Linked DNA regions of Mus musculus: region 2 is linked to region 1. The links are chromatin loops, found by intact Hi-C in ENCODE. Cell type or tissue: left cerebral cortex. All regions are shown on one strand.

What was found. Hi-C counts contacts between places; a loop is a spot of excess contacts. Peaks named below come from ENCODE experiments on the same cell type or tissue, not always from the same donor. Only the 100,000 strongest peaks of a DNase experiment are listed, where the experiment ranks them.
Region 2: it touches region 1 in a loop (2.3-fold over the local background); 4 of 42 quality-filtered maps call a loop at or near these places.

What each region holds. Positions count from the first base shown.
Region 1 is chr10:123,025,620-123,028,119 of GRCm38, forward strand. It overlaps Mon2 (MON2 homolog, regulator of endosome to Golgi trafficking), which reads right to left. Exons shown (of 36, transcript NM_001163024.1): 16 at 1,290-1,394; 17 at 788-868; 18 at 635-708; 19 at 461-551. Among named protein-coding and RNA genes, the nearest start is that of Mirlet7i, 41 kb to the left of the region's middle. In left cerebral cortex, no CTCF peak of the experiment used is centred here; a DNase peak (open chromatin) is centred at 1,310.
Region 2 is chr10:123,113,832-123,116,331 of GRCm38, forward strand. The region is part of intron 21 of Usp15 (ubiquitin specific peptidase 15); the gene reads right to left. Among named protein-coding and RNA genes, the nearest start is that of Mon2, 39 kb to the left of the region's middle. In left cerebral cortex, a CTCF peak has its summit at 1,090 (motif pointing right); no DNase peak of the experiment used is centred here.

The DNA of each region.
Region 1 (2,500 bases):
TCCTTACCTAGCAGGAAGGACAGAGTCTTGTTCTATTTACTCAATTAGTAGACAATGAAAATGTTTAATTTTAAGGTGAGGAGAATCATTATCTCCAGAAGAAATGATTAGTTTCTGATTTTCCACTCCAATGAGGGCAAACCCACCACCAAAATCTACAGCCCACGTCCTAACTGCAGTCTTGTGTTTCCTGCATCGTAAGTGGTCCTGGCAAGCACTGTCAAGATAGTTTGTGACAGCTCCGTATAAAAGCCGTGTTGCATGTAAGAAAGAAGGGACATAACTTTAAACCTACTACACACATGGACAAATCAGCAGCTACACCGTGCCGTCTTTACTCCTGCTACAAGCGCTAAACACCTACCTACAGGCCACTGCAACCAAAGCCCCAGCCCTACCATCAAACACTAGGGTGACTTATATACCTTGTATAACTAAAAAGAAATGTAGATTACCACACCTTATTATTTCCATAGGCCATATCCATTGCTTCTAGAGATAAGGAACAAAGTGCATTTATTAAATGATGCAAAGATACGTCATCAAGATACCTAAAATGAAAATGAAAAAGACAATTTCATCTCAAATATACAGCTCAAAACAGTGTAGCTGTCAGTTTACAACAGGGACTTACTGTGAGCTTTCAAACAGTCTAGAAAGGATGTTGGAGATCACTGGCAAGTCCGTCATCACCGCTGTTGTCAGAACCTAGAAGAAGGGGGACGTCAGTGTGGAGTGTGCGTGACATTTCAGGAAGCCCCCACCAACTACAGGGGCTGCCACTTACTGTGCTGGGCCCTTCTACTGCTCTGCCAGGCTTCAAGGCACCACCACTACTAGGCTTTAGTCCCAGAATCCACACAAGATGCTAAAATTAAAACAAGATAAAACCTTAAAAATTCTAATAACTAAAATCAATGGTAATAGCTCACAATGAAAACTAAACACAGTAATATCCTAATAATTAGGAGCAAAGTAATTAGCACCATTCATATGAAATAATTATAGCATGAGCAGTAGAGTTTATGGCACTGTAAGCAGTCCATTACTTCCTGACGCATTGCTAACACTTGCTTACTTCTTGCCATGTCTCTGCCTCATACTATCTCTTAGGCCTTCCTAAAGGGCCAGCAGGCATTGTTTAACTGTTAGCAGTCATACACCTAGAATCCAGTACTGCAGCAGGCATTGTTTAACTGTTAGCAGTCATACACCTAGAATCCAGTACTGCAGCAGGCATTGTTTAACTGTTAGCAGTCATACACCTAGAATCCAGTACTGCAGCATACCTGAAGAGTTGCCAGAACAAGTTGCCATGATGTTCCAAGAACAGCGCCGTGACAGTGGGCCAAGTTCAGCAGAGTCCTCATGCACTGAATATTTTTGGAAGTCAGCTATGTCGAAAAGAAACAGATTGTAGCAACTTCTATAGATTCTTAAAAATTAACAGCTCACAGATCAGCACGAATGCATTCAAAGACTGTCTTAAATGAAAAGCAAGAATACTAGGAAAAGAAGTTTGGGTGGTTTTACAAAACACAAAGTTGTGTTACTATGGCTGGAGTGACAGTTTGCTGAGGAAACTGTTTGCCACATTGCCAAGGGTCAGGCAGGAGGAACGACAAATGGCTTTAGAACTCATGAAATGCAGCCCACCTGGTACCATAGCCACAGAGATGAGCCTCGGTGTGGCACGGCCCGAGGACCAGTGTCCTGAGGACTTCATGCTGTTATGGGGTTCTGCTCTGCTTGCTGCCTTCACATCCCTCTTAATCTAAGAATTGTATGAAAACTTGAAAGGGCCCTCCAGCCCCTCACTGGGCTGTGACTCTGGCACTCACAGTACTAATGCTTGCTTTCTCTCAGGCACTGCTGCTGGGGCAGTTAATGGTTCAATCACCACCCTAGAGAAGAACTTAGATACTTAGATTGTCAGCAATGACTACTGCCTTTAGAAGACATTTGGAAAAATACAGTTGTTAGTGAAGCTAGGTTGAAATGTTTTTGCTACTTACTGGCTCTGATGTAGAAAATCTTAGGGAACCATATCAAGTTCAGAAAGGCACACTCTTATTATTTAACCTTTTATAGTCAGGGGACGAGACAACGGCAGCACTGGTGACCTGACTCTCACTGAGGCTGGACTGGCGATGATTGATTTCTTGTACCCATGTTTGCCCTCAGCTTCCTGATATGATTTAGTAAGATAAGCTGATGAATAAATATGCATTCTGAGTATTTAAGGTAGATATGACTGATTTTTATATGAAGGTTTAGATCTGTGACTCAAGAATTTTACAAGACTACTTTTAAAGATAAATAATAAAATAATTACTCCTTTCTTTGTAACTGCAAATTGCTGCCTGCCAGTAAGAGAAACTGGCTGAGAAAACTCCCTTGCTTACTTACACTTTGTTAGTCTATAACAAGTTGCTTAGCTATGAATATACGTGGGTTTGGGGAAATAATTTGTTTTCTTTACCTGTACTACTTAACGTTA
Region 2 (2,500 bases), 88 kb after region 1:
GGCTAAATGTAATTATTTCTATATTTAAAATGAAACAGGTTAATTCTATATAATTTGGACTAAGAAATATATACAGCCAAAATACAAACTAGTGTACTTGTTTTAAAATACCCGTGTTTTTGATTTCCTTGAAGGTGAATGTCTTTCTATCTAACACCATTAGCTTCAGCTTATGCCTGACCTCTAGTGCACCTTCCCTATTAAATAACATTTCCCTTGGGGGTTAAAAATGTTGAACATTTCTCTGGTATTTATTGGAAGAACACTGATTTTTTTTTTTTTTTAAAGAAAGTACAAGAGGGACAATCAGGGAACAGAAAAGGGCAGGAGTGGATGGGGACAATTACAGAGAATAAAGCTTACTGAAGGATACCACTCACATCCCTGAAAATGTCATACAGAAACCTGTTCTTGGTATAACTAACATATGTTAAAGACATTTGTTTTTCCTTTGGTTTTCTGAGTCAAGCTTTTCTGTGTAGCCCTGGCTGTCCTGGAACTCCATCTGTAGACCAGGCTGGCCTTGTATTCAGAGATCTGCCTGCCTCTGCTTCCTGAGTGCTGGGACTAAAGTGTGTACTACCATCCCAACTTGAAAATACTCATTTTAAAGGACTATTTTCCAGGGTACGTATTCCTTTCCCAGTAGCTCTCGCAGGCACCTGGGTTTTGCCAAGCCCAGGACTGCAGGATGTTATGGCCGAGCCACTGCAGGGGAAGCAGCTGATGGAGATGAGACCTGGAGAACTGCCACCTAGATACTGCTGTGGGATTTCATCCCCTGTGGCAGGCACTGCTGGAGGTTTTCATAGAGGTCATGACCCATAATACAGTTACCACTAACAAGGGCTCACGGTGGAGGGCCTGGCACACCTGAGCATGACTGCCTGCCCCACTCCTATCCATGAAGAATTCAACTGTGGCTGACCCTCATGTCCAATAAAAGGTGATGGTTCAGCAATCATCACTGTAATCTTTTATATTTACTTTTTTTCAACTTTGTATAGGTGTTTGGTCTGTATGTATGTGTGAGCATCAATGAGAAACCCCATTTCTATAGAAGCCAGAAGAGGGCACTGGATCCCCTGAAATTGGAGTGAGACAGTAGTGAGCTGCCATGTGGCTGCTGGGAATGGAACCCAGGGTTCACTGCAAGAGCAGCCTGTGCTTTTAACCTGAGCCATCTTCATGGCTCCTGTGTTGTTTGAAGAGGTAGCCCAGGCTAGTGGGAATGAACACTGGAGTCTACAGGACATGAGTTGTGCAGAGCAAAGGGAACGATGAGCAGAGTGAGCTGACAGCTTACAGAACGGGAGCAATTCTTTTCTATGACTTCTATCTCAAACAGGGTTGAAATCTAAATAAAGAAGTACAAAAATTCAACCCCACACCCAAAGTGTCAACCAATAAATGGGCCAGTGAAATAAACAGTTCTCAAAAGAAGAACCTCGAATAGATAATAAAGAGTTTGAAATATCAGCCATGCTTAGCCAACAACAAAGTGCAAACTCTGAGTCCCTCTCCCCAGCCAGGATGGCTGAGGTCCCGACACAGATGTCGGGTGTGGTGAGGAAGTAGGGAAGGTGGAAGCTTCCCTCACTGCAGTGGGAGCGTGGACTCAGTACGGAGGCTTGGCAGACACTAAGATGAGAAGCAGCATAGACCCAGCTGAGCCACTGCTGGGCCATCTGCAAGGACCCACCACATACCTTACCAGGGACACTGCACATCTATGTCTACTGCTGCTACCTCCACACTACAGTGAACCAGACCAGTCCAGATGCTCATCAACACATGACCGACCGCATAGTGCGAATGAGGTATATGCACACAATCAGATTTTATTCAGCAGTCAAGAAAAAGGAAATAATAAATTTTCATGAAGATAAATTGATCTGGAAAAGTATATTAAGTGAGATAACATGGACTCAAAAAGACAAAAACCCACATTTCCTCATAAGCAGATCCTAACTGTTTAAAGTTGGTATGTATGTATGTATGTTCATATTTAAGTGTGTGTGAGAATGGATACAGGCCGTGAAACCATATGGCAGCCACAAGAAAGGGACAAGAGGTTTTGAGCAAACGGGATGGCACACATGGCACCTATGGGGCTCAGGGGTATGAAGGGCAGGGGAATGTCATAATGAGATCTAATACTCTGTAAACTAACAACATAGTTCATGCTGACCTGGGATTTGCCATGTAGTACAAGATGGTCTAGGACTTGTGACCTCCCAGCCTGAGTCTCCAATGCTAAAATAGCAGACGCGTGCCACAGTGTGAGCTCCATGTGGATTATGTACATGTGCACTACGTACTGTACCAGACACGTCTTGCTGGTTTAAAAATGACTTGTTTTATTCTGCATCAAAAATCCTTACCATGGAAAGAACTTCCATTCCAATCTTACAACCTCTCCTCTGCTCCACTGGGCTGCCAGAGTCTACCCAGCGCCTCATAATCAGCTCCAATTCAATGTCACCTAACTTGTCCAAAC